2 separate regions of the Homo sapiens genome follow, and region 2 is linked to region 1. Evidence: read pairs that join two places in POLR2A ChIA-PET (ENCODE). Cell type or tissue: OCI-LY7. All regions are shown on one strand. Each heading gives the region's core, and the rest is flanking DNA. Links, peaks and the distances in the headings are about the cores only. Region 1 has its middle 45 kb from the start of SPATA12. Region 2 overlaps TASOR (transcription activation suppressor).

Evidence for each region. ChIA-PET counts read pairs that join two places held together with the same protein. Peaks named below come from ENCODE experiments on the same cell type or tissue, not always from the same donor. Only the 100,000 strongest peaks of a DNase experiment are listed, where the experiment ranks them.
Region 2: POLR2A ChIA-PET joins it to region 1 with 10 read pairs; 2 of 35 experiments call an interaction of 5 or more read pairs at or near these places.

What each region holds. Positions count from the first base shown.
Region 1 is chr3:57,007,493-57,023,908 of GRCh38, forward strand. It overlaps a transcript of ARHGEF3 not described here. Among named protein-coding and RNA genes, the nearest start is that of SPATA12, 45 kb to the right of the region's middle. RefSeq lists enhancers at 89-383, 7,555-8,320. In OCI-LY7, for the core only: CTCF peaks have their summits at 8,580, 9,481 and 9,683; DNase peaks (open chromatin) are centred at 7,289, 7,679, 9,419, 11,709 and 3 weaker places; H3K4me3 peaks cover 4,883 bases; H3K27ac peaks cover 5,985 bases.
Region 2 is chr3:56,645,221-56,653,220 of GRCh38, forward strand. It overlaps TASOR (transcription activation suppressor), which reads right to left. Exons shown (of 24, transcript NM_001365635.2): 12 at 3,765-3,837; 13 at 3,602-3,673; 14 at 1,302-2,003. Among named protein-coding and RNA genes, the nearest start is that of TASOR, 34 kb to the right of the region's middle. In OCI-LY7, for the core only: no CTCF peak of the experiment used is centred there; no DNase peak of the experiment used is centred there.

The sequences.
Region 1 (16,416 bases), core at 5,001-13,000:
TCCTATTTTTAAAATTGGGTTGCTCACAGGGGATGGATGCTTTGACCCGAACACACAATGTTTTTCAAAAACAGAGGCCATGCCTGCAGTGTTGCGCCCGCCCCTCCACATTTACCACCACACTCAGCCTCTTCCTAGCCGACCAGGGACGGGTGAGTTCCGGGAACTCTGCTGCTCATGAGTCACCCTCCAGGGGCCTGACAACTGCTCCTGGATCCTGATCAGTTTTCTTCAAGAGACTGGCTTTGGTGTTTAGGGCTCACGCTGCAATAGCTTGCAAAAATAAAACTTCTCTCCTTATTACGAGCAGAGTGAGCAAGCACATGAGAACACAAGAATCAAACCCTGCCCCTCTCCTCCTGCATAACAGGAAACATTCATTTCTGAGCCCCTAGGTCAGGCTATCATTTGGCAGCTCAACTATTTTAGCAAAGGCAAGTTTCTCATCACCTTTTCCCGGCAGGGCTGCTTAGCTGGGCACCTTGGGTTTGTGCCATGGTCCAGGGGCAGTCTGGACTTTCCTGGCCAGAGGACAAAGCTGGATTGGCCTAACACCACGAGAATTTTTCTAGCCTGCTTTGTGCTCTGCTGAGATCTCCAAAATATATTAACCGTGTAGATCCTTGGGCAGAAAATTCTCTGTTGAGCCACGCTACATGTACTTTCCTAGAACAGATCAAACTTCAGCAAAATTAAATCTGTGAGCTTTTCAGTATGATTAATCCCTAGGAGGTGGCCCTGCCAAGAATAGCCTTGTCTGGAAACGTGTGAGCCTTTTTGGCTCAACCGAGAATGAAGACCACGCTCACGCTTCCTGGGGCTCCTGTGGTCACTCTGCTAGCTCCACAGAGCAGTTTGGATGACCCCTTTACCTGCAATAAAACTCCACGTAACAGCCCGCTTGCCAAACAGAAACACACTGTCTGGATGGAATTGGAAGAAATAGATCTGCAGTGGGAGCTCCAGAGAGCTGGATTCCACGGACAAGCCTTTTTTTTTTTTGAGACAGAGACTCACTCTGTTACCCAGGCTGGAGCGCAGTAGCGTGATCTTGGCTCACAGCAACTTCTGTCTCCCAGGTTCAAGCAATTCTCCTGCCTCAGCCTCCCAAGTAGCTGGGATTATAGGCAATTACACCCAGCTAATTTTTGTTATGTTTAGTAGAGACGGGGTTTCTCCATGTTGGCCAGGCCGGTCTTGAACTCCTGGCCTCATCTGATCCACCCACCTCAGCCTCCCAAAGTGCTGGGATTACAGGCATGAGTCACTGTACCAGGCCCTGTCATTTTTCTCTGGACCTCTGTTTCCGCATCTGTAAACCCTAGGGGCACAAGCACAGCATCTCTCAAGTCCCTTGCAAGCTGGTGGATTTTCAATTCCAGCTCAAAAATATATTTAAAAGAATTTTTTTCAATGAATTGCCAACATTTCAAAGTCCAGATGGCTCTCATGAGAATTGGGAAGTTTTACATTAAGATTCCAATTTCTACATGATCTTGGGAAATTGGCAGATCTGGCCCCATGGGCTAGCATTCTCAACAGGAGGCAGGAACCAGGATGGGCCATGAGTTCCTGGGAAACAGAATGCATGGCCCAAGCCATTGCTCTCATTTTCATGATGGGCTGGCCCTGTGAGCCTCAAGTTTGAGGCTCCCATTCTGAGGTCCGGCTCCTCCCCACCCCTGCCCTTTAACATATTGCTTAAACTTTTTCACTTTTCATTTCAGCTGAACGCTCAAGAATGAACTATGAAATCAAAATTTTTTATTTAAAAAAAATAGTACCAAAAAATCTGTTAAGTGGAGATCCACCAACTTGGGGCCTATCCCCCAGCCTGCCTGCAATTCTGACACTGCTCATGCAAGGAACCTAGAGCTACTTCTAAAGTTCCCCGGACCCTCTGACCTCTATGGGCTGTCTCGCACAACCCGCCACCCCTTATCCCAGTCCCTCAGCCCCTCAGCCAAGAATCCATGTTTGGGACCCATGACAGTGAGGCTAGAGGCGGGTGGATCTCTGAGCGGGGTGGTAGCTACATCTGCATTTTATCAGCCTGCTGGACAGGCCAGGATGTGAAGGGTGGCTGCAGGCCTGCCAAGTTGCTGGAGGAGATTAAACAAAAAGTGAGCCACACTGCTGCGGGAAACAAATGAGAGTGCGTGGAGAAGACTCCCAGCACACCCAGTGTGTGTCTGTGTGATGGAATGCCAGGGTAAGAAGATGGGACCTTGTTCCACATCTCTTTAAAGGAACCACACAAGCCAAGAGACACAGGATGGAATCTCAGTTCTCAAACCAGCCCATCTCATTGGAGGTGGTAATAATAATCATGTTATGATTAATTAATAATAATAATAGTGAGCAGCAACACAGCATGACAGCTAACATTTAGTAAGCTCTTACTCTGTGCAAAGCATGGGTATTCTCGTCATACCCATTTTAAAGATGATGAAACAGAGGCACAGCAAGGCCATGAACTCAAACAAAGTCACACCGCAGCAAGTGGTGGAGCAGGAACTGGACCACAGGCAGCTGCCTTCTGAGCCCGGGCTTCTGACCTCAGGGCTTTCTCCTGTCTCTTTTTAACATGCAGGCGCCACAGCACACATACCTTAGATATTCAGAATTCAGGGACACACCTTGTCTTCTATACCCTCTTCCATTATTAAAAACCACAGTGGGCCGGGCGTGGTGGCTCACGCCTGTAATCCCAGCACTTTGGGAGGCCAAGGCGGGCAGATCACGAGGTCAGGAGATAGAGACCATCCTGGCTAACATGGTGAAACCCCATCTCTACTAAAAATACAAAAAAAATTAGCCGGGCGTGGTGGCGGGTGCCTGTAGTCCCAGCTACTTGGGAGGCTGAGGCAGGAGAATGGCGTGAACCCAGGAGGCAGAGCTTGCAGTGAGCCGAGATCGCACCACTGCACTCCAGCCTGGGTGACAGAACGAGACTCCATCTCAAAAAAAAAAAAAAAAAAACCCACAGTGGAATTTATTTACATGTGCACTCCTCTATATGTGACAACTATGTACATTGACATCTACATATACAGGTTATTTTACAGGGTTGTACATACAAAACTATGCATGGTTTGGAGGATTTATGCATTTTGAAGATTAATTTTGACTATCTATAACCTGTACCTGACATGCCAACTTTAGGTGTGTAAAACTCCACTGTTCACAGTCAAAGTGTCTGCCTCCTCAGAGCCCTGACTCCCAAGGAGCCCACCATGGAGAACCAAGGACCCCAGTGTTCATGGAAAGGCCTGAATCATGGGGAGACTAATCTTGAAAAATAGACTTGGGCTGTTTTACAAAATACACTTTACCCCAAGGAAGAGACATTTGGACCCTTGTTCATCGTCTGCTCACTCCTAATTTACACACACTCCACTAAGCTTAGAAAGAAAGATTAAAAGCAGCAAAATTTGAAGAAAGAAATGAGCCAAACACAAAAGGGTGTTAACAGGTGGCACAGGAATCTCCAGGAGGGAGACCAAAAGGAAATTGCAAAGCAGACCCAAAGTAGACTTTAGTATGAGGGGAAATGCTCCCGCCCGCTTCCATAGTTAGTGGGAGCACCCCTGCGTGTAGGAGCTATGATGAACATGCAACCGGCGAGGGAAAATCGGAGGGAAGGTGAAACTGGGACCGGAATGCAGCCTAATGAAGAAACAGAAGCACAGTTGATGAAAACAAAGACGTTTTTGGCACAAGGAGGCAAAGTTAAACCGCCTGGAACTTACAGGAACATGATGGTGCTAAGCACATGATCTAAAACAACGATTTCACCTTTTTTCTGCCCTAGCGGTGAACTCCCTAAAGATTTCCCACGGGGCACACTGATGACAGCAATCCAAGTTGGATAGAGTTGCTCTCAATCCCCACTGCCCACATTCAAATATATACGTCTCCTCTTTTGCCTTTCCACAGGACATATGGCAATGTCTGGAGATATTTTCTTTTGTTACAAGGGAGTGGGGTGAGGTGGGTGCTACTGGAATCTAGTGGGGAGAGGCCAGGGATGCTGCTGAACATCCTCCAATGCACAGGACAGCCCCCCACCTTCCCCCGCCACCCACAGCAAAGAATTCTCCAACCCAAGGATTCAATAGTGTCAAGGTTGAGAAATCCTAATCTAAACCAGAGCAAAGGCAGCAGGTATGGATTTGACACCAGAAAGAAAGGTGTCCTAATACTATCACTTATTTACCTGCTGTGTGACCTGAAACTTTGGTCTCCTCATCTGTACAAGGAGATAATCACTCCCAATCCCTTACAGCTATGCTGAGGATTCATGAGACCTGGCTTTTGAAAGTATTTTATCACTGCAGGCCTCACTCCATCTTCACTGCTTCCCAGTGCTCGCAGGGCCTCTGATTTGCACTATGAGGAAGGAAGAAGGTGGTGGTGAGGAGAAGCGGTGGGGTCTGGTTAGGTGGAAGAATGGTCAGCACTGACTGGCCCTGGGTCCTGGGTGGTCCTTGCTGAGGATTCAGACTCCCTCATAGGATACTCAAGAGGGACATGTGCCTTCTGAGGGAACTTGAGGGGCTGCTCCCAACGAGCTGTGCCAAGAAGACTGAGGTTGAGTATGAAATGGGGTCTACAGGAGATGGCCTCGTGACCTGCCTCAAAACCCAAGAGCCACTACCATTATTACAACAATGCAATCACAATAACAATATTAAGAATGGCCAACATTCATTCAGCACTTAAATCTGTACCTGGTCGTGAACTAAGCCCTCTTTTGTTATTGTTGTTGCTGTTGTTGTTGTTTTGAGACAGGGTCTCTCTCTGTTGCCCAGGGAATGCAGTGGTGTGCTCTTGGCTCACTGCAACCTCCACCTCCCGGGTTTAAGTGATTCTCTTGCCTCAGCCTCCGGAGCAGCTGGGATTACTGGTGCCCGCCATGACACCTAGCTAATTTTTGTATTTTTAGTAGCGACGGGGTTTCACAATGTTGGTCAAGTTGGTCTCGAACTGCTGACCTCAAGTGATCTTCCCACCTTGGCCTCCCAAAGTGCTGGGATTACAGGCGTGAGCCACTGCACGTGGCCACTCTTTGTAGTTTATCAATTTAATCCTCACAACTGACATAGAAGGTGGGTAGAATGATTATCACCATTTGACAAGTGAACTAAAGTCACTTACTCAAGGTCTCACAGTTCAGCCAGAACTAGGTTTTGCACCCAGGATTCTGATGCCATAGTGAGAGGTGACAGTGTGCTGGCAGCCGTTGCTCGCTCTTGGTGCCTCCTCAGCCTTGGCGCCCACTCTGGCCACACTTGAGGAGCCCTTCAGCCCACCGCTGCACTGTGGGAACCCATCTCTGGGCTGGCCGAGGTGAAGCTGGCTCCCTCTGCTTGCAGAGGGATGTGGAGGGAGAAGCATGGGCAGGAACCGGGGCTGCGCACGGGCTCGCAGGCCAGCGTGAATTCCGGGTGGGTGCGGGCTTGGCAGGCCCTGCACTCCTGCTGGCCCTGGGCAGTGAGGGGCTTAGCACCCGGGCCAGGCTGCGGAGGGTGCACCGGATCCCCCAGCACTGCCGGCCGGCCTGCCTGCGCCACACTCGAATTCTCGCTGGGCCTCAGCTGCCTCCCCGCTGGGCAGGGCTTGGGACCTCCAGCCCGCCATGCCTGAGCCCCCCGCCCTGGCGGTGGGCTCCTGTGTCGCCAGAGCCTCCCAGACAGGCACTGCCCCCTGCTCCATGGTGCCCATCCCATCGACGGCCCAAGGGCTGAGGAGTACAGGCATGCGGTGTGGGACTGGTAGGCAGCTCAGCCCCCGGCCCTGGCATGGGATCCACTAGGCGAAGCCAGCTGGGCTCCTGAGTCCAGTAGGGGCTTGGAGAACTTTTTATGTCTAGCTGGAGGATTGTATATGCACCAATCAGCACTTTGTGTCTAGCTTGGGGTTTGTGGATGCACCAATCAGCACTCTGTATCTAGCTAATCTGGTGGTGACTTGGAGAACTTTTATGTCTAGCTAGAGGATTGTAAATGCACCAATCAGCATTCTGTGTCTAGCTAAAGGTTTATAAATGCACCAATCAGTTCTCCGTGGCTAGCTAATCTGGTGGGGACTTGGAGAACTTTTGTGTCTAGCTGGAGGATTGTAAATGCACCAATCAGCACCCTGTGTCTAGCTCAAGGTTTGTAAATGCACCAATCAGTGCTCTGTGTCTAGCTAATCTAGTGGAGACTTGGAGAACTTTTGTGTCTAGCTAAAAGATTGTAAATGCACCAATCAGCACTTGGTGTCTAGCTCAGGGATTGTAAACATACCAATCAGCACCCTGTCAAAACGGACCAATCAGCTCTCTGTAAAATGGACCAATCAGCTCTCTGTAAAATGGACCAATCAGCAGGATGTGGGTGGGGCCAGATAAGGGAATAAAAGCAGGCTGCCGGAGCCAGCAGCGGCAACTCTTTGGGTCAATTTCCACTCTGGGGAAGTTTTGTTCCTCTGCTCTTTGCAATAAATCTTGCTGCTGCTCACTCTTTGGATCTGCACTGCCTTTATGAGCTGTAACACTCACCGCGAAGGTCTGGAGCTTCACTCTTAAAGCCAGCGAGACCACGAACCCGCCAGGAGGAACGAACAACTCCAGACGTGACCCCTTAAGAGCTGTAACACTCAGCGGGAAGGTTTGCAGCTTCACTCTTGAAGCCAGCAAGACCACGAACCCACCAGAAGGAAAAAACTCCAAACACGTCTGAATATCCGAAGGAACAAACTCCGGACACACCATCTTTAAGAACTGTAACACTCACTGTGAGGGTCCGCGGCTTCATTCTTGAAGTCAGTGAGATCAAGAACACACCGATTCTGGACACAATAGTGCACAGCCTTAACCACTACAGCACCTTCCTTCCAAACCACGCCCCTTCCATCACCACCCCTGTTCATCACAACCTGGACTCCCATATTCCAGAAGAAAGCAGGAAATCGAGCCAAATATGTGGTATAATTCTATTAAAATATTTACTGTGCATATGCGTACCAATGCAAGAAGGAAATTTCTCACAATACTCACTGATTAACAGTATTTAATGATCAGCAGAATTAGAAAACTATATTTCTTTATAGTTTTCTAAACTTTTCAGTTTTTTTACAATAAACAGATTAACAGTTAACATAGAAAGTAAAATTACAAAAGCAAATATTTATAAAGCTTGTTAACTTTTTTTTTTTTTTGAGACAGAGTCTCGCTGTGTCACCCAGGCTGGAGTGCAGTGGCGTGATGTCAGCTCACCACAAGCTCCACCTCCCAGGCTCAGGCCATTGTCCTGCCTCAGCCTCCTGAGTAGCTGGGACTACAGGCGCCCGCCACTGCACTTGGCTAATTTATTTTTTTGTATTTTTACTAGTCACGGGGTTTCACCGTGTTAGCCAGGATGGTCTCGATCTCCTGACCTCGTGATCCTCCCGCCTCGGCCTCCCAAAGTGCTGGGACTACAGGCGTGAGCCACTGTGCCCGGCCAAAGCTTGTTAACTTTTTTCATGTACTTTTTTTTTTTTTTTAGCAAAAGTCTGCCAACAACCTGAAATTATTAATTGTCTAAACCAGAGGTTGGCAGACTAGGGCCTGAGGGCCAAATCCAGCCGTCTGCCAGTTTACATAACGTTTTACTGGTATACAGCCACGCTCATTCACTTATGTAAATGACTAGGACTGCTTTTGGCTACAACTGAGTTAAGTAGCCACCTGCAGACACATGGTAACACTATACCCCGTTTCTAATCTGACCTAGAGATAAACTTCTTACTCTCCTACCTCTAAACCTTCCCTCACAACATGTCTCTACTTGTTTTGCTACAGCCCAAAATGGATATTCTAGGAAACCAATGAAACTGAAGCTTAGGGGCCCCTCACTTCACAGGACCCTCCTTAGAAAGGTGTATGTGCTCTTACAATTTTGTAAAATTCGGAAAGGGATATTTAAAAATTCTTTTTATTTTTTCTCTGTTGCCCAGGCTGGAGTGCAGTTGCAGGATCATGGCTCACTGTAACCTCAACATTCTGGGCTCAAGCTATCCTCCCGCCTCAGCCTCCTGGGTAGGTAGGACTGCAGGCGGACACCACCACGCCCTGCTAATTTTTTTTTTTTTTTTTTTTTAGTACAAACGAAGTCTAGTTATGTTGCCCAGGCTGGTCTCAAACGCCTGGGCTCAAGTGATCCTCTTGCCTCTGCCTCTTAAAGTGCTGGGATTATAGGCGTGAGCCACTGCACCTGGCCTTAAAATTCTTTTTCTTGAAAAGGTCCCCCAAATTATATAAGTTTCAGACCCTCAAAATGGATCTACCTGTATCTAAAGCCCTAGACACTTCGCCACCCTTGTTACATTTTCAAGACCACAGCATGTTCAGTGGTGAGACAAGTCTTGTTCCCACCAATTCCCAAGCAGCACTGGCAATGATGAACTCTTGGATCTCCAATCCCCAGATGGCCGAATCTTGCAGACAGAGACCACAGAGGCAGGGGTCCACCTGGGTGCGTCCTCATATCCAGCAGGAAGTTCACAGAGCAGACCATGCCCCTACAGGACCCTAGTGGCACTCACACCCACACAAGGAAAAGAACATGCACAACTATCACACAACTATCTTTCTGCCATTTGTGACCTCTACTGAAATCCACCTTCCAATCCAATTTATGTATTTCGTGATACAGAGCCTCAGACATCACAGCACATCCAAGTGGTAAGACGCAGGCAGGTGGACTGAAACTGCTTTCTAAAAGGTAATGCTGCTTGCAAGAATGACAAAAACGGCCAGGCGCAGTAATCCCAGCACTTTGGGAGGCCTCGGTGGGAGGATCATGAGGTCAGGGGTTCAATATCAGCCTGGTCAAGATAGTGAAACCCTGTCTCTACTAAAAATACAAAAAAAAAAAATTAGCTGGGCGTGATGGTGGGCGCCTATAATCTCAGCTACTCGGGAGGCTGAGGCAGAGAATTGCTTAAACCCGGGAGGCGGAGGATCCAGAGAGCTGAGATCGCACCACCGCACTCCAGCCTGGGCAACAGAGCGAAACTCCGTCTCAAAAAGAAAAAAGAATGACAAAAAGGAGATCAAATCACATAATGTCCATGCAAATGTTTTATTATTTTAAAGACTTCTCGAATGTGTGGAGAGTTTTTCAAAATAGCTACCGTTAGGATGGAAAATTTACATCAGCTGGTGCTAAGCACAGTTGTCAATCCAAATGCCCACCCACACCTCTGAGTTGGTGCACAGTGTCCTTCACTCTCTTGCTCTTGGTCCCCCCCAGGTCTATTCTTATATCCCCTTTTCCCTGGTGTGGGGGAGGGGTCTTCTTTGTGGAGTGCAGCTGGCGGTTATGATAAGCAGGTGTCAGGACTTTGAAAATGACCTTGCCCATCAGCTGGTGGGAACCAAGAAGACAAGGAAGTCACTGTGTCACTGTCTGCCGGGTCTCAGTCCCCGAAACAAGACACAGTGAGGCCTGGTGGGGGAGAGAGAGGAAAGCTTTCTCTCTGTCTCTCTCTCTCTCTCTCTCTCTCTCTCACACACACACACACACACACACACACACACACGAGTCACCAAACAAAAGGAAATGCACACAATGTCACCACTAAAGAGCAAAATAAAAACTCAAAGGTGAGGATTAAGTGTTTCCTAAACAGCAGAGGTAAACCAAGGAGACTGAGGCTTAGACAAATCCAGGGAAAGTCTGCATTCTATGCGTGGAGTTGGCAAATTCCATCAGGAGAGAGTCAGCAGAGGTTGGGGGAAGGGTAGGGATGTATATTCACCCAAGGCTGATTCCAGCGCCCAGAAAGCCAGGGCCATGTAAATGGCTGTTACTGTACCAGTCCCTGGAAAGGTTCCAATACCCAGGACATGCTCTGGGAAGAAAGAGAATGTCCACTAACCCAGTTTCTAATTAAATGTGGGTTAACTGGCACTGCTCCCTGCAGCTCAAGGGGCCAATTGAGAGCTAAAAGGAGCGTTTTTCAAAATAAAAAGGCCGAGCCCACCAAGCCAGCACTTTTTGTTTTCTCACATCCTTTCAGTTGCTCAACTTGACCCTCTGCTAGTTGGGTTGACTCCTTGGTCCTTGAAGAAACAAACCCTTCCCTGCCCCCACCAGCTCCACGTCTGCAAGGACAGAGATGCCCCCTTGGCACACGTTGGATTGAACTCTGTTCCTCCTTTCCCACGATGTCGTCACGGCTGCCCAAGGATGAGTCACTGTGAAAGCCACACATTGTCCCCAGTGGACAAAAGGCTGGACCCAGGAGAGTGGCCCATTCACGCTTCTCCAAGAGCTAACCAGCCTCTTTCTACAACATCCAAAGGATGCTGCCTGATGCTGGGAAATGGTTAGTCTTCTCTCCCAGCTCCCAGTGCTAACATGAATAGGAAGAGAAACGAGCTTGGAAAAAAACTTTCAGTGAAGTGCAAAGAGCACATGCAGTAGTTACGCTGTGAAAACCAAGGCAAAACTTCATTCAAGATGCTTAAAAGCCAGGTGCAGTGGCTCACGCTGTAATCCCAACACTTTGGGAGCCCAAGGCAGGTGGATCAGTTGAGGTCAGGAGTTTGAGACCAGCCTGGCCAACATGGTGAAACCCCATTTCTACTAAAAATAGAAAAATTAGCTGGGCGTGGTGGCATATGCCTGTAGTCCCAGCTACTCAGCAGGCTGAGGCAGGAGAATCACTTGAACCTGGGAGGCTGAGGCTGCAGTGAGCTGAGATGGCACCCCTGCACACCAGCCTGGGTGACAGAGCAAGGCTCTGTCACAAAAAAAAAAAAAAAAAAAACTTTAAAGGCCAAAAAGGAATATAGATCAATTTGTTAGTAATAATAATGTCACATTTTCTGCACATCAACTAAGGCACTGGGCTAAGGAAGGGTGTTGTTTGCATTATCTCATTTCATCCTCAGAACTACTCTATAAGGTAGGTCCTATAATTAGCCTCATTTTACATGCAAGGAAAGCAGAGCAAAGAGAGCTTAAGTAACTTCCAAAAGGTCACACATCTGGCCAGTGGTACAGTCAGGATTTGAACCAGAGCAGTCTGGCTCCAGAGCTGTGTTCTTAAATATACCATGCTATCATTAATTAATAAACTAATTTATAATGATTAAAGTTATGCTAAAGTGTTCACATTTGGGGGAGGTTGTGATGCTTTACGTTTATGTCGTGTCTCACCTTCCCCACACCAAAAAAGTCACAACCTGGCTTTTCCCATTTAAAGACAGTATCTGCCAGGTAGTGTGCTGAGCATGTGACATGTATCATCTCATTAATCCCCACAACCAATAATATGAGGTTGGTGCTAATATTATTCCTTTTACAGATGAAGACATCGAGCTTCAGGGAAGTTAACATCCTTGCCCAAGGTCATAAAACAAAGAAGGAATTTGAAGCCAAGAATGTCAGATTCCAGCATCTGTATTCTTTCCATTATATATGCCATCTCTCGCAGAATTTCAAGATTTTCCAGAAAAAAAAAAATTAACAGTATCATGAAATGAGGGATGAGAATGACCGAGTCCAATGTTAAGCCACCTGGATTCATTGGGTAGCAAGGACCACAGTGGGTAGCTGGCCCATAAACCAGGACCATCCTCCTGGCCTCCAGCCTACATCACTGGATGGGTGAACTGTGACAAATCACTTATCTCTCTAGACCTTGGTTTCTTTATTTATAAAAGAGGAACAAGAGAGCAAGGGGGACTTCCTGAGTCTCAGGTAGACCAGGGCACTCCCAGAGGGCTCTGTAGGTGGCCATTTCTCCTCCATGGATGGACGCTTCCCACCTCCCTTCCCGGCACAATTCTTCAGGATCAGGTTTCTTATTTTTTCCCTGGACCCAAGTGTGTGCACCCAGGTAGGCAATGGCAAGAAAGTCACAGTCTTTCTCAGCCTCGGTGTGTTCCTAGGGAGGAGATGAGGAGGGGAGGGAAAGAAAGGGGGCTCGAAAGGAGCTGGAATGGGGGCAGAGTGCTTGAACAAGTGCTACACCTGATCCCAGGAGGTGTAAACATATGCAGAAAAGCTTGTCCCTTAAGTTGGCATGTGTGTCAGATATATTTACACCTCAATCAAATTAAAATAAAAAATACTATTTGAAGAGATGCCACATCAGATCAGGCAAGATTTTGTCAAATTAAAACTTTGCTACTATAAAGGCTCTATATTAAGTATGTAACATCCCATCCAAGACACCTTTTTAAAGGCATCTACCTTCTAAGTTCATTATGAAAAGGGAACAATAAGGAATTGACAAGAAGGATTATTATATGTGGCTGAGAGGCTGGGGGTAAGGGTGAGCTTGGGGAAATCTTTTCTTTAATAATCAACCCTCAAGGTGCACGGATGATGCCTTAACTCTCTATTTCCATCTATTTTCATGATTGATTGATTTATGAACGAGACAGAGTTTCACTCTTGTTGCCCAGGCTGGAGTACAATGGTGCAATCTCGGCTCACTGCAAACTCCACCTCCCAGGTTCAAGTGATTCTCCTGCCTCAGCCTCCCAAGTAGCTGGGACTACAGGCGAGCGCCACCTCGCCCAGCTAATTTTGTATTTTTAGTAGAAACGGAGTTTCACCATGTTAGTCAGGCTGGTCTCAAACTCCTGACCTCAAGTGATCTACCTGCCTTGGCCTTCCCAAGGGCTGGGATTTCAGGTTTTCATGCCTAATTTAGTGGAGCAAATAAAGCCTGAAACTTCAGGTAGGGACTTAAAATCCTGATGCTGTCACTGATTTGCAGGGTCCTGGGGCTGAGTCAGGAATCATGGCTCCCTGCCACCTCCCCTCTCACTTGTGAAAAAGGACAGTGAAGACCACAAAGGGGATCGCTGGCCCAGATGGCATGAACATCTGGGGTGTCTGCCACCCAGCATCCAATTCCCTGTGTGTGGGTGACAGCACCTGGCCTTCCCATTGGGGGACCACCCCTCCCTCACTCTCCATCCATGGGTTCAGATGAGGCTGACTCCATCCTCCACCCCCGAGTTCCAGAGTTCCAGGAGAGAGCACGAAGCCCACGTTGTGAACAAATCTGAGTTCACTCGGGAAGCTCTGCTGGAACAAGTGGGAATAAGCTTTCACTCCATAGCTGGAGTCAAATGCCAGCCTGGAGTTGGTGGTATCACAGGGAGGAAACGTTCCTGAGAATGATTTCAACACAGAAGAAAGCAGAGCCAAGAGAAGGGCAGAGTGACAGCAAGGCCTAATCGACACTGAGCCCCTGGATCCCACCATGCCTGAGGCTATCTACTGTCGGACCTTCCATTCCTGTGGGCCATTACATTCCCTATGGAGCTTGATCCTGAATGAACTGCATTTCTGTCACTTGCAATAACATTTCCTAGCAGAACCACTGCATAGAATCCTAAGTCTCTTAGTTATAAGGGATACTGGTGGCTGTACACCCAGCAGCATTTTGCAGATAATAAGCATTCAATAAATGTAAGTTGGTCTAATGGATGAATGGTTTGTTCATTTCCTCTAGCTTCAATGCCTCAAACAGAAGGAAAGCTATCCTGTCAGTATTACTCTAAGCCACAGGATAAACCAAGTACATCTTCATGGAGTACTAATTTAAATGACAGAAAGTAGCTCCATGCTTGAAAAGCACAGCTGTAACCAAACATAGACACCTGTGGTTCACCCCAGGAATGAAAGGATGGGTCAACATTAGGAAATCTATCAATATAATTCATCTCATTACAGAGTCAAAAGAAAAAACAAAAACAGATGTCTCCTTAGATGCCAATCTTGTTGAATTCCAACATATATTCCTGATTGAAAAAAGAAACTTTTAACAAAACAAGAATGGAATGAAACTTCCTTAAGAGATATAAAGCTCAAACTGAAAGCCTGCATCACATCTCCTAGGGAAACATTAGCGCACTCCCACTGAAGTGGGTACAAAGCAAGAGGAACTCTACATACCACCGCTAGTTAACATTATTCAGGAAGCGGCCAGGCGCGGTGGCTCACACCTGTAATCCCAGCACTTTGGGAGGCCGAGGCAGGCAGATCATGAGGTCAGATTGAGACCATCTTGGCCAACATGGTGAAACCCCATCTCTACTAAAATACAAAAAATTAGCCAGGCATGGTGGTGCGTGCCTGTAACCCCAGCTACTTGGGAGGCTGAGGCAGGGGAATCACTTGAGCCCGGGAGGCAGAGGTTGCAGTGAGCTGAGATCATGCCACTGCACTCCAGCCTGGCGACAGAGGAAGACGCCATCTCAAAAAAAAAAAAAAAATTTATTCAGGAAGCATTTACCAATCCAATTAGAAGACAAAAAAAGTCATACTGACTAGAAAGGAAGGGAAAACAAAATTGTATTAATTTGCAGATGATACAATTATATGTCTGGAAAAATCCCTCCCTACAAAAATATAGTAATAATAAAATAAGATCTGCAAAACTATTAGAGCAAACAGGAAAACTAGATAATATTAATCAACATGAATAAAAGAAGTTGGCTGGACATGGTGGCTCAAGCCTGCAATCCCAGCGCTTTGAGAGGCTGAGACAGGAGGACTGCTTGAGTCCAGGAGTTCAAGATCAGCCTGGGTAACCCAATGAGACCTTGTTTCTACAAAAAAATTTTAAAAATTTAGCCGGGCACGGTGGCATGTGTCTGTAGTCCTAGCTACTCTAGAGGCTGAGTCAGGGGGATTGCTTGAGCTCAGGAGTTTGAGGCTGCAGTGAGCTATGATCACCTCACTGCACTCCAGCCTGGGTAACAGACACTGCCCTGTCCAGTCACCTGGGGAAGCCCAGGAGGTCCCTGTCTTTGCCAACAAAGGAAGAGAGGACCCATCTTTCAAGACATGACTCGCAATAGCAGGGCTGATCAGACTGATCCACACGTGTGACCATCTCATCACCCACATCTGTACTGATCTGAATGTCATTTTTGTCTCAAAAAAAAAAGTTATTAATCAATAGCTTTCCTATATACAAAAAAAAAGAAGCATGAATACATGCTGGTGATCCAGCTAACATAAATGATTATTCCAGAAAAACATTCCTTCTTGTGCTCTGCCACATTTCCTCTTCTCTACTTGTGTGAATGTTGGTGGCATGCTTGAAACTCACAGCTGTACCCAAACATAGACACTACCAACCAGGCACTTATTTTGCCTAGGCTCAACCATCTCTGTTGACTGGGAACCAATCTCCCGAGACTGCCCTGTCCAGTCACCTGGGGAAGCCTAGGAGGACCCTGTTTTTTGCCAACAAAGGAAGAGAGGACCTATCTTTCAAGACATGACTCGCAGTAGCAGGCTGATCAGGCTGATCCACACGTATGACCGTCTCATCACCCACATCTGTACTGACCTGAATGCCATTCTTTGTCCAAGCTAAGCCCCTGGGCCTTAGCACATGCTGTCCCTGATGCCTGCCATGATTTTCCTCAAGAAGGCTGCAGGGCTTGCTCTCTCAACATTCAGGTCTATGTTGAATGTTATTCTCTCAAAAAAGCTCTCCCTGTGTCTCTATGTAAAACTCCACCTGCTTATGCTCACCCTATCACATACTCTATCTTTCCTCACAGCATACACCACCAGCTAATGCCACTTCACACATCTGTTTATGGTCTGTCTCTCTCACCAGAAGGTAAGCTCCATCAGGGCAGGGACCACCACATCCGCTTCATTCACTGCAGTATCCCTATCCCAAACACAGTCCCAGATGCACAGAAGGGGCTCAACAGATGTTAGTTTTATAGGTGGATGGATGGATTTGTTCAGTCCCCAGATCCACTCTCAATTCTACCACCGAATATTTTTCATGAGTTCACCTCTCTCCATTGGTTATCCAAGCTATCCACTCACTTATTCTCAACAGGTATTTATGACCTCCATCATCTCTCTCCTGGATGGCTACAATACCCCCAGCTGGTTACTTAGCCCTGAGTTTTGCTTCCCTCCAAATCTTTTTCCCACTCTAGCCAGAGATCTTTTCTCAAAATGCAGATTTAATCAGATTTAAGAAGCCATTTAAAACACTTCAGTGGCCTCTTGGGACCCTTAGGACAGAGTCTAAGCTCTTTACTACCAAGGCCAAGAGGACCCAGTGTTCCCAGCCCAGAGGACTCCCAGGCCCCTGCCATATGACATGATCCAGTCTCACTGAGATGCTGTCTTTGCTTCCGGCACATCACATCTCTGTGGAGTCCGGACCTTGGCACACACTGCCCCTTCCACATGGTTTGCTCTTTACCTGGCTATCCCTCACAGATGCTTCCATTTTCTGTCTGCTACTTCCCACGGGGAATGTTAGGTCCACCCCAAAGGGACTACAGATCCTCACACTTCCCTGTCACATGCTCACTGCCCTGGGAATAGCTTGTTTAGGTCTGTGTGCTCCTGTACTATAAGATTCACAAGAGTC
Region 2 (8,000 bases), core at 1-8,000, 370 kb before region 1:
CCAAGACTGAGCCACTGCACTACAGCCTGGGTGACGGAGTGAGATTTTGTCTCAAAAATAAATAAATAAATAAAAAGAGCAGGAAAGTGAAAAGTGAGGATACAAATACAGATTGCTAAGAGCAAAAGTGTAAAAAGACACTGATCTGACTAACCTAGACTAAGACACTGATCTGACTAACCTAGACTAAGACACACTGAATCTGAAGAGACAAGTTGCTTAATAAAAAGCATAAGAATATTCAGTTCTGCCATAATCAGAGGAGCAACAGTAACACAAAACGTGGATTGTTATGTCAACTTTCTATGAATGCAAAAGAACTCATTCTGTGCTTATCAACTAGTAGTGTGAAGATCTTAAAAATCTAGATAAAAGTGTTTTAGCTGACTTGCAATATTGAAACAAACACACTTAAAACAAGCGCCTTACATGTCTATCTTTTTCTGTCAACTAAAACAAAACAAAGGAAAAAAGAACAACAAAAAAAGAAAAACCCAAAGATATTCCTGGATTCTTGGGGTAGAAAAGAGTATGTGTATGCATATTTTATTTTCAAATTCAGAAGGTTCCTTTTCATTATGCAACAGCCTAAAAGATACTACTATTCTGATATTATACTTCTTCAACTATAAAAATAAAGGAATATGGCCAGGCGTGGTGGCTCACGCCTGTAATCCCAGCACTTTGGGAGGCCGAGGCAGGCGGATCACGAGGTCAGGAGATCGAGACCATCCTGGCTCACATGGTGAAACCCCGTCTCTACTAAAAATACAAAAAATTAGCCGGGCATGGTGGCAGGCGCCTGCAGTCCCAGCTACTCGGGAGGCTGAGGCAGGAGAATGGCATGAACCCAGGAGGTGGAGCTTGCAGTGAGCCGAGATCATGCCACTACACTCCAGCCTTGGGGAGACATCAAGACTCCGTCTCAAAAAAAATAAAGGAATATAAAAGGACAAGAGTTCTGATTAGTATTATTATGTCATGTTAACCTAAACCAAACAATTTAGAAATCTGATGTACCAGGGCAGGAATTGTAAAGTGTTTCCTGTACTGGGCCAGGTAGCAAATATTTTAGGCTTTGTGGGCCATACAGTCTCAGTGCCAACTCTGCCATGACAGCATGAGAGCAGCTACATACACATAAATAAATGGGCATGGCTGTATTCAAATACAACTTTCTTTACAAAAATAGTGGACAGGCTGAATTTGACCCTCAGGCTTTAATTTATACGCCCCTCTGCTACAAGAAAGAACAGAACTACTTTATTTTTGGCTGTTATAAGAGCAATCTGATATTTTACCTTCATACAGATGGCAATTTTCAGATAAATTACTGGTTTTGGCGAGCTTTCTCATATTTTCAGGTAGATCCTCAAGCTTCCTCTTCAAGACAGTTTTGCTTCTCATATCTTCTGTGTCTGAGTCCCCACCCACACTCTTTTTCCTACACTGAATTAAATTAATCAATTCTTTGACTCTATCCTTATCATAATCCAAAGAATGAGATGATCTTTGCTTTCCAGATATAATGGCTTCACCTCTTGAGTTATTTCGTTTTCCAAATTTCATTTTTGTACCATTCATTTCTTCTTCTTGACCTTCATAATCTGAAAGTGGACTAAACTGCTGAAGTTTTCTATTTTCTTCAAATAGTTCTTTTAATTTACAAATAGGTAACTGATACACTTCAGGCCGAAAAATATAGGCATGCAAACAAGTATCAATATGGGATTTATTTCTGGGAGCTGAGTATAAGAATTTTTTATCATCTAATCGTGAATCATATGGAAACATAATAAACTCTCGTTTACCTGAACCAAAACCTCGCTTAAAAAATTCACTTACATACTTTTCAACAACAGAATGAAAATTTATGGCGCTTATATTTTTGAATTCCTTTCGACACTGAATCAAAGAAAATTGTAAAAACTGAGCTATTTTTAATACATCTGGCATGCTCTCATGCCTCTCCTGTGGTGCTGCATTGGTTGAACCTTTTTGTGCTGTAAATAAAACAAACAAACAAAAAAGCAAACCATGTTAGCAATCAAGAAACTAATCAAATACAGATCTAAATATTGCCAAAGAAGTATAAAAACATTTATACATTAATGTTGAACCAGACGAGTATGTACCCTAGTACATATATACAATATAGCAAATATATGAATAGCATGCTTGTAAAGTCCAGGATCCTAAAACAGGCCAATAAGAAACTAAAACAAATGAAAAAGCAGAACACATTTTTAAAGGAAAAATCACCCACTCATTGAAGATCTCACTTCCTACTGCCCCCAGGAAATTCAAATAGTGGCAAGCAATATGTAAGAAGAAACAGAGACAGAACAAGATCTGAGGCTCCAAGCAAAACAGTCCTGCATGTCATCTCTTCCTCTTATAAAGTAGTAACTAACTTCACATGAACAGATATGTAGATGCTGAGTAGCCACAACTGAGAAACTCATCCTTAATCCAACAGTGAAATAAAGCCATTAGTGGGAACTTTAGCTTAATACACAGTATTAAAGTTCATTCTTAGAAAAGGTGGTTAACAAATCTTGTCTTATATCAGTGCCAAAAATTCTCATTAATTTTGAATTGCCTAATATTTATCCTGGCAAATGATGCTTTAGAGTTACTAAAATTTGAATGCAAAATTGAACTAAGCTAAAAAATAATCATACAAAACCCTCACAGACCGGGAATAGTGGCTCATGCCTCTAATCCCAGCAGCTTGGGAGGCTGAGGTAGTTGGATCGCTTCAGGCCAGGAGTTCAAGAACAACCTAGACAATATAGTGAGATCCTGCTTCTAAAGAAAAAAAAAAAATTTAAACTTAGCTAGCTGTGCTGGCGCACGCCTGTAATCCCAAGCTACTCAAGAGGCTGAGGCAGGAGGATCACTTGAGCCTAGGAGGGAGGGCAAGGCTGTATGTAGTGAGCCATGATCGCACCACTGCCTGGGCAACAGAGTGAGACTCTATCTCCAACAGAGTGAGACTCTATCTCTAAAATAAATAAAAAGTAACCATCATAACTAAGCTACAGTACTATAACAATTATAATCAAGCTTTATGAGAGCACTGATAAACACAAATTAATTTTTCATAGTTAAAAAAAATCGTCAGCCAGGCACAGTGGCTCATGCCTGTAATCCCAGCACTTTGGGAGACCGAGGCAGGAGGATCACTTGAGGTCAGGAGTTCGAGACCAGCCTGGCCAACATGGTGAAACCCCGTCTCTACTAAAAATACAAAAAAATTAGCTGGGAGTGGTGGTAGATGCCTTGTAATCCCAGCTACTCAGGAGGCTGAGGCAGGAGAATCACTTGAACCTGGGAGGTGGAGGTCGCAGTGAGCTGAGATCGCGCCCCTGCACTCCAGCCTGGGCAAGAAGAGCAAAACTCTGTATCAAAAAAAAAAAAAAAAAAAAAAAAAAAAAATTCATATAATTTGTGTCTTATATTGCTAATACCTCTTAACCCCCAGTATTTCCTGAAACATGAGGTAAGAAAGACAAAATGTTTAGTGAGTTATCTGGAAAATTTCAATGAAATGTTAAGTATCTATAAGTAACCAGATTTAGATATTCAAAGAACTTACAAGTAACTATGCTTCTAGGTTCTTGAAATAGAAACAAAGCATGTAGGACTCGAGACTTGGCAGTCTGATATTCTAAAAAACAGAAGCCAAACTCATTAGCAATGTGTTTTAACTAAAAAGTTAAGAAAGAATTGTAAAAATTTATTAAAGAGAGACCACCTACCATATGGAGGAACCATCTGATAAGGGGAGAGAAGAAAAAGGTATCCTCGGTCTCCCAAAGGTTTAACAAGAACCTGTATTTTGAGGGGAAGGAAGAAGTTGTATCTGCTTTATTATTATTCACCATAAGGCAGACACACAGCATTTTCTACTAATTGTAAAGAAAAAAAGTTCTTAATCATCTTTTAAGAAAAAATATTGCTAATGAATTAGTTAATTCTTTCTACCAACTCTGCTGATTAACAGGATTCCAATCAAATAAAAATTCCTTGGTTTTCATAACATTAATGAGAAAATGTTACTGAAAGAACTCCCCTAACTGCAAAACCACGTTAATTTTTCCCTGAAGCTAAAATACAAGGACCAAGCTAAAGACTTCAATTTTCTTCATCAGTTCAAAAGACATGTTTATTAATGGCCAAGGTAATGTGCTAGATGCTAGATACAAAACATGCTTTGAAACACTGCGTTGCAAGAGTTCAGACTAATCACAAACCCAATGTGTTGCCATAATCTAACTGCACACATATTACATGAACACTTTTCACATGTAAGGGAATTTGCCCAGAGATATCCAAATACAAGCAACACAAGATCCTTGATCACGAGAAGTTTATAATTAGGTAGAAAGAGTACCACAATAAATACCAGTAATTACATAAGACAGAAAAGTTCCCTAAGAGATTTACAAAATAACAGAAATGGAAAAATACAGTTTGTTTACGGTAGTAAAAGATGGTCAAGAAAGGTTTACTGAAAGTGTATCAAAAGTGGATTTTGAAGAATGGGTACACTGACAAGAGCCTGAGATTGTAGGAAGGACATTTCAGTAGAGGCAACACCATGAGCAAAGGTGAGTTGTAATGGACAGTTTACAAACATCACAATATTTATCACTGGCAACAGGGTGAGGACAGACTAGGATAAATGTATAAGACAAGTCGGGAATGAAAGATCATGGGTTAGCTGTAAAAAGACCAGAAGCCAGGCTGGCCAGGAATGTCCTTGAGAGCATATCCCTTTGAGCTACTGTTTCCTTAAAACAACAGTAAGAAAGAAGACTTGACAGCACAGTGCAGGACGCAGAAAAACAATCTAATGCAAAGAATTTATTTCAGGGGCTACTGCAATAGTTCACAATGTTTTGGGTAAATGAGAAACTGAGCATGGCAACTGAACACAAAAGGATATCTGAGCTCTGAAAGAAAACTCGTACTACCTAAATTCCTACTAAAACAATTCCAGTAAACAACGCCTGTATAAAAACTAATAATTCAGAGGACAAAAAGTAACTGTGCTACTAATTCACATTTAATAAAAACATTGTTTGCACACTCAAAAGTAAAGTGGTATTGTGTTTGGGGGTTTCAGGTAGCTTAGTTGACCACTTTCTCCAGGGTCAACTTCTCCTTCAGTTCAATCTGTGCCAAAAATGAGTCTTAGATACCTGGTACTCAAGGAGGTTATTTTAGTGGAAGCAGGCTGGTGGTATGGGACAGATAAAGTCATGGGGTCAGATGACCAAATGACTAGGTCCATCTGAAGACCATTCTAAACTTTGGGGAATCTTTCCCCATTTTTACTGCCTGGATTCCATGAGGGTCAGTTATCAGGTCTTTCTTTTATAAAGGAAGTTCAAATATTCTTGTAAGGGTAAACTTTGTTGTAAGGTTTCTAATAGTTAATCTGTGCTGAGGTGGCCTTGTTTCCTAAAAATCCCAGGGCCAAGGTTAAAAATCCTCAGGCCAAGTTACATCATACTGCTGACATATAGTATTGGCCCTGCAAGATATTTAACTGGGTCTTACGGCTACCATTTATAGCCACGCTAAGTCTCTTAGAGTATACTACAAGCGGACAATGTACCTGAAAATTTTGTTTCAAATACTTTTATCCAAAGTATTTTAGATAATATACTTCTTTTAATATTTTGTTCAAACTCCTAGTTGATGAAATAAAAAGTTACGAAGCACAAGATTTTCATGTTTTGTGCTCACTGACGAAAACCAATTAGATGCCTTTAACCTCTCACTCACTCCAAATACTAGGTTTTATAAATTCCACTACCAGTAACCTAAAGATTCCTGTATTTTAAGGGGGCCCAATGTTTCCAGAAATCCATGGAGTACAAGCAATCTATGATCAGAAACAACACTAAGGCTGACAGAGGCTTCAGCAGTTATATCTGTGGCTTCAGCCCAATGAAATCCATTCAACTCTGCAGAAAAGAAAAATCCTGCAAATTGTGCTCCTGTTGTCTCTATTTTAGCTGTTTGGTTATTCTTAAAAAAAAAAAAAGATATTAATCCAATCTCTGGGGTTTTTAAATTAGTTTATTCTACTATTTTAAATTTCCAGATAACATTAAAGGTATTATAGCACTCCCCCACCCCCACAAAAAAAGAGTTAGTATAAATACATGTACAATGGGCCAGGCGCAGTGGCTCATGCCTGTAATCTCAGCACTTTGGGAAGTCGAAGTGGGAGGAGGATTGCTTGAAGCCAGGAGTTGAAGACCAACCTTGGCAACACAGCAAGACCCCAACTCTACAAAAAAAATTTTAAAAGTTGTCATGTGTGGCGTCATATGCCTATAGTCCTGGCTACTTGGAAAGCTAAGGTGGGAGAATTGCCTGATCCTGAGAGTTCAAGCTGTGAAGCTGTGATTGTGCCACGCACTATAGCACCTCAGCCTAGGCAACAGAGAGTCCTGTCTCAAAAAAAAAAAGCTTAGAAGGAAATAAGCTACACTAAAGTGAGATTCAGCAGAAAAAAAAAGATTCAAACACTCAAAGGCATCAAAAATTGGAATTATCAGATGCAAAAAGGAAAATAATCCACTATGAAATCTTTAAAGACATAAAATAATTGGAAGAATTAAAAACATTTTCAAGCAAAAATGTTTACGCTAATGTTCATAGCACCATTATTCATAGTAGCCAAGAAATAGAAATAACTGATAAAAGAACAAACAAAATGTGGTATTATCTACACAATGAAAGCATACTGGGCCATAAAACAGAATGAAGTTCTGATATATGCTACAACATCAATGAGCCTTGAAAATTATGCTTAGTGAAAGAAGCCAGGCACCGAACGCCACATATTCTTGACTCTATTTATATAAAATGTTCAGAGCAGATAAATCCATAGAGACAGAAGTAGATTAATGGCTGTTAGGGATTAGGAAGGGGGAATGTACAGTGAATTCTGAGATGAAAATGTTCGGGAATTAGATAGTGTTGATGTTGCACAACAGTGTGAATCTACTTTTAAAAAAAACATAGAATTATATACTTTAAAATGGCTAAAATGGCTGGGCACGGTGGTGCACACCTGTAATCCCAGCACTCTGGGAGGCCAAGTTCAAGAACAGCCCAGGCAATATGGCAAAACCCTGTCTCTACAAAACATACAAAAATCAGGCAGGTGTGGTGGTACGCACCTGTAGCCCCAGCTACCCAGGAGGATGAGGTAAGAGGATCACTGGACCCCAGAAAGTCGAGGGTGCAGTGAGCCAGGATCACACCACTGCACTCCAGCCTGGATGACAAAGCAAGACCCTGCCTATTTAAAAAAAAAAAAAAAATGGCTAAAATGGTTAATTTTATGTTATGTGAATTTTATTTCACTTAAAAAATATAGGCAAAGAATACCGGAATATAATGTGCACCTCCTAGAACTCTGCCTGGCGTATGATAGGTACTCACTAAATACTTCTGAAAGACTTAACAAGAACCTGCTATAAAATAACCAGGCAGATCCAAAAAAATTCAAATGTAACTTTTAAAAATAAAAAACATTCCCTGTGAAATTAAAAACACAATAAATAAATAAAGCAACAAATAAGACACAGCTAAATACAGGATTTTTAAACTAGAAGATAGTTATGATGAAGTTACTTAGAATGCAGCACAGAGAAACAAATAGATGGAAAACATAGACAAGGTTAACAGACGTGGAAAATATGCCTCTTCAGAGTCCTAAAAAGACAGGCCAGGCCGGGCGCAGTGGCTCACGCCTGTAATCCCAGCACTTTGGGAGGCCGAGGCCAGTGGATCACCTGAGGTCAGGAGTTCACAACCACTGGCCAACATGGCGAAACCCTGTCTCTACTAAATACACGAAAATTAGCCAGGTGTGGTGGCACACACCTACAACCCCAGCTACTCGGGAGGCTGAAACAGGAGAACTGCTTGAACCCGGGAGGTGGAGGTTGCAGTCAGCCAAGATCATG